2 separate regions of the Homo sapiens genome follow, and region 2 is linked to region 1. A link is a loop called in an ENCODE intact Hi-C map of the cell type or tissue named here. Cell type or tissue: adrenal gland. All regions are shown on one strand.

Evidence for each region. Hi-C counts contacts between places; a loop is a spot of excess contacts. Peaks named below come from ENCODE experiments on the same cell type or tissue, not always from the same donor. Only the 100,000 strongest peaks of a DNase experiment are listed, where the experiment ranks them.
Region 2: it touches region 1 in a loop (2.2-fold over the local background); 3 of 110 quality-filtered maps call a loop at or near these places.

What each region holds. Positions count from the first base shown.
Region 1 is chr17:42,199,741-42,202,240 of GRCh38, reverse strand. STAT5B (signal transducer and activator of transcription 5B) reads left to right here. Exons shown (of 19, transcript NM_012448.4): 19 at 377-2,500. The coding sequence ends at 503. Among named protein-coding and RNA genes, the nearest start is that of GHDC, 6.5 kb to the right of the region's middle. In adrenal gland, no CTCF peak of the experiment used is centred here; DNase peaks (open chromatin) are centred at 1,230 and 2,470; H3K27ac peaks cover 2,395 bases.
Region 2 is chr17:42,303,505-42,306,004 of GRCh38, reverse strand. STAT5A (signal transducer and activator of transcription 5A) reads right to left here. Exons shown (of 19, transcript NM_001288718.2): 10 at 1,576-1,663; 11 at 1,353-1,475; 12 at 303-395. Among named protein-coding and RNA genes, the nearest start is that of STAT5A, 16 kb to the right of the region's middle. In adrenal gland, no CTCF peak of the experiment used is centred here; no DNase peak of the experiment used is centred here; H3K27ac peaks cover 451 bases.

The sequences.
Region 1 (2,500 bases):
CTAGGTCTGAGACCACACAGCCCTGGCCCGGGCTCTGGCCTTTGGGAGGGAGAGATTTGACCAGAAGTGATTGGTGGTTTAGAGTCGGGTTGGGCAAATGTCATCTGTTCCCCTCTCTCAATATGGAGATTTTTCTTGCTCTAAGGACTGAGTGGAGTTGTGATGTGTCTGGACAGCCGGTGTGAGAGGTAACAGGGGAGGGTATTTCAGTCTGAGTTGCTGTACAGCCAGCTGTTTGAATGGTTGTTCTTTTCCCATGAAGCCCCAGGCTGAGGGCATAGGCTGGCTCAGACTGCTCCCCTGGTGGCCTGTGGGGCTTGGGGTGGTCTCTGGCAGGCTTTCCCCTTCCCTTCATCCCTCTTCTTTCCCTCCCAAGCCCTGACTCAGTCCTTGACACCGATGGGGACTTCGATCTGGAGGACACAATGGACGTAGCGCGGCGTGTGGAGGAGCTCCTGGGCCGGCCAATGGACAGTCAGTGGATCCCGCACGCACAATCGTGACCCCGCGACCTCTCCATCTTCAGCTTCTTCATCTTCACCAGAGGAATCACTCTTGTGGATGTTTTAATTCCATGAATCGCTTCTCTTTTGAAACAATACTCATAATGTGAAGTGTTAATACTAGTTGTGACCTTAGTGTTTCTGTGCATGGTGGCACCAGCGAAGGGAGTGCGAGTATGTGTTTGTGTGTGTGTGTGTGTGTGTGTGTGTGTGCGTGTTTGCACGTTATGGTGTTTCTCCCTCTCACTGTCTGAGAGTTTAGTTGTAGCAGAGGGGCCACAGACAGAAGCTGTGGTGGTTTTTACTTTGTGCAAAAAGGCAGTGAGTTTCGTGAAGCCTGGAAGTTGGCCATGTGTCTTAAGAGTGGCTGGACTTTGACATGTGGCTGTTTGAATAAGAGAAGGACAAAGGGAGGAGAAAGCACATGTGCTCCAGTGAGTCTTCGTCACTCTGTCTGCCAAGCAATTGATATATAACCGTGATTGTCTCTGCTTTTCTTCTGAAATGTAGATAACTGCTTTTTGACAAAGAGAGCCTTCCCTCTCCCCCACCCCTGTGTTCTTGGGTAGGAATGGGAAAAGGGGCAACCTACAAAGATTGTTGGGGCAAGGGAAGTCACAAGCTTTCGGATGGGCGGTGGCTTTTCACAAAACATTTAGCTCATCTTATTCTCTCTTTGTCCTCTCTCCCCTCCTGCCCGCCCGCACCCTGGAATTGCCACTCAGTTCCTCTGGGTGTGCACATATGTTTGGAGAAATAGAGGAGAGAAAAGAGGGCCACGTAACTGAGAGCTTACAGTGCCAATGCCGTTTGTGTTCTGGCCAGAGTGGAGTGCGCAGCCCTGACTCCCAGGCGCTGAGATTGTTGCCTGGTTACCCAGGAAGCTGCTGTTCCGGCTGCCCAGCCTTTCTCTGAGCCAGCGGATGCACAGTCCGTGGCCTTCTTCAGGCTTATTGATGATGCTTTTTGCAAATGTTGAATCATGGTTCTGTTTCTAAGTTGGATCTTTTTTGTTTTCTCCTTGCCACCCTAATTTGACATCAAAATTCTCTCTTGTGCATTGGGCCCTGGGTCATTCAAACCCAGGTCACCTCATTCCCCTTCTCTGTTCACACCTAATGTCTTGAAGAGTAGGTAGCAGCAGTGTGGGCTGAACCTAGGCCAGCTTGCTTAGCGGGTCACCCTGCTGTGAAGTCCTGGCAGGTGTTGGTAATGTGTGGAAATGCAGTCAGCAAGTTTGCTGGGGAGTTTGATAAAAGTATAAAACAAAACAAAAAAAGCCTCGGTATAATTTTGTTCCACGACTTCTTCTGTAGCTTTACACCAGAAGGAAGGAATGGGCTACAGCAGGTAGTGGAGGAAGAGGGGGGTGAGCAGGTGTATTAAAATAGCTTACGGGTAAGGCCTAAAAGGTCACCCCTCGGCCCCCTCTCCAAAAGAAGGGCATGGGCACCCCCAGGAGAGGATGGCCCCAAAAACCTTATTTTTATACATGAGAGTAAATAAACATATTTTTTTTACAAAAATAACTTCTGAATTTATCAGTGTTTTGCCGTTAAAAATATTCCTCTATAGTAAATTATTTATTGGAAGATGACTTTTTTAAAGCTGCCGTTTGCCTTGGCTTGGTTTCATACACTGATTTATTTTTCTATGCCAGGCAGTAGAGTCTCTCTGCCTCTGAGGAGCAGGCTACCCGCATCCCACTCAGCCCCTCCCTACCCCTCAAGATTTGATGAAAATTCCAACCATGAGGATGGGTGCATCGGGGAAGGGTGAGAAGGAGAGCCTGCCTGCTCAGGGATCCAGGCTCGTAGAGTCACTCCCTGCCCGTCTCCCAGAGATGCTTCACCAGCACCTGCCTCTGAGACCTCGCTCTCTGTTCCAGCAACCCTGGTTGGGGGGTCAGACTTGATACACTTTCAGGTTGGGAGTGGACCCACCCCAGGGCCTGCTGAGGACAGAGCAGCCAGGCCGTCCTGGCTCACTTTGCAGTT
Region 2 (2,500 bases), 100 kb before region 1:
ACCAGGAAACAGAAAACAGAGAGCAAGGACCCAAGCCATCTGCCAAAGGAGGATCCCAGACCAGGATCCAAAGACCAAGCTCACAGTCCTCACAGACCCCAGTCCAGGAACCTGGAACCCAGAGTGCCAAGGCCATGGTGGAAGGCAGGCGCCCAGCACCCCAGCCCTTCTGGCCTCACCTCACCTCTGGGCTGGCCCTGGGGTGAGGAAGGACCACTCAGCAGGGGCCCAAGGGGTGGGGCTGACCCCAGGTGAGTCCTAGGGCCTGGGGGTGCTGGGGTAGGGCTCCCACGGGGACTCACCGGCTCAGCAAAGGCATTGTCCCACAGCACAGTAGCCGTGGCATTGTGGTCCTGGCTGCCGTGGACGATGACAACCACAGGTAGGGACAGAGTCTACAGGAGTCAAAGGAACCCAAGTTGATGGGGCGTGACCACCACGTGCCCTCTGCTTAGGCAACATGCCCAATCTGCTTTATTTTTTTTTATGTATTTTTTTTTTTGATATGGAGTTTCACTCTTGTTGCCCAGGCTGGAGTGCAATGGTGCAATCTCGGCTCACCACAACCTCTGCCTCCCGGGTTCAAGCGATTCTCCTGCCTCAGCTTCCCAAGTAGCTGGGATTACAGGCATGTGTCACCACACCTGGCTAATTTTGTATTTTTAGTAGAGACGGGGTTTCTCCATGTTGGTCAGGTTGATCTCGAACCCCTGACCTCAGGTGATCCACCCTCCTTGGCCTCCCAAAGTGCTGGGATTACAGGCAAGACCCACCACCCATGGCCGCAATCTGCTTTATTTTCTTCGAGACAGGGTCTCGCTCGGTCGCCCAGACTGGAGGGCAGTGGTGCAATCACAGCTCACTGCAGCCTTGACCTCCTGGGCTCAAGTGATCCTCCTGCCTCAGCCTCCAGAATAGCTGGGACTACAGGTGCAGGCCACCATGCCCAACTTTTTTCTTTTTTTTGTAGATACGGGTTCTCACTATGCTGCCCAGGCTAGTCTTGAACTCCTGGACTCAAGCAGTCCTCCCTCTTCTGCCTCCCAAAATGCTGGAATTACAGGTGAGAGCCACCACACCTGGTCCCAACCCACTTTCCTCACCCACAGTTCCAAACACAAGCCCCTCCCAGCAAAATGTAGGCACAAGCAAACAAACAAAAACTACAACCGACTTCTTCTTAGCCCATTGCCTAAATTGTCTGGGTTAGTCCCAGATTATAACCTATCAAACAGGGACCCACAGAGTCAAAGCAGGCTGTCCGATGGCATTGCTGCCAGGAGTCCTGAGGCAGGCCCCTCCACCTCTTGGGTGACCTGGAGCAGTGGGGGCAGGAGGGCTGGGGGTCTCACCTTCACCTGGAACACAAGCTCATTGCTGCCAACACTGAACTGAGACTCAAACAGGACTGTGAACTTCTCCTCTGTCACGGACTCTGCACCCCGCCGGTCAGCACGCTTGATCCTCTTCAGTGACTGCAGGGTGGGAGGTGACAGGGGAACAGGGAGATGGCGGCTGCTTACAAGGACTCAGCTCTGGGCAGACCTGCCCTCCGAGGGTGGGCCCCGTCCTCACCATGTTCCTGAAGTGGGCACTGAGGGTGCCCGTGGCTTGGTGGTACTCCATCACGCAGCAGTTGTTCAGGATCTCACCACTGCACTCGCTGCAAAGGAGAGGGGGGTCCCAGCTCCACATGGGCCCCAGGCCAGGAGCATGGTCCTGTCCACACCTCGGGCTGGGGTCTTCGCTCAGGTCAGCCCTGCCAGCAGCCCCTGCCCCGTATCCCCTAAGAGTGTTTCTTGGCGTCTTTCTGGGTTACTGACTTCTCCATCAACCTGGTGCCCAGCACCCAAGGCAAGGTCTCCAGTGGTGAGGTCTGGATCTATCATTAGAAATTCCTCGATACCAAGATTGATGTGAGGGCTTTGGGGACTTCCAATAGCTTCTAATGCACTTAAGATAAAAATCACAACCACAGTCTCTGAGGATCCCTATGGTCAACACCTACCCACCCCCCTGGCCTCACTGAATTCCTCTCCCCTCACTCAGGACATGCAAGCCCCGTTGGCCCTGGCTGTCTGCTGAACATGCCAGGCTTGGACATTGGCCCTTGCTCTTCCTGTCACCCCAAACACTCTTAGCCTTCTCCTCCTTCAGGTCTCAGCCCAGATAGCTCCCCAGAAAGGCCTTCCTGGACCACTTATCTGGAGAAGCTTACCAAGCTGACCTTTCCTCACCCCCGCCTTAAACACATCTCCAACGCTAGCAGATTGCTCTTTTTTCTTTTTTTTTTTGAGACAGAGCTTTGCTCTTTTTGCCCAGGCTGGAGTGCGATGGTGCAATCTCAGCTCACCACAACCTCCACCTCCCAGGTTCAAGTGATTCCACTGCCTTAGCCTCCCAAGTAGCTGGGACTACAGGCGCACACAACCATACCTGGCTAATTTTTGTATTTTTAGTAGAGATTGGATTTTGCCATGTTACTCAGGCTGGTTTCGAA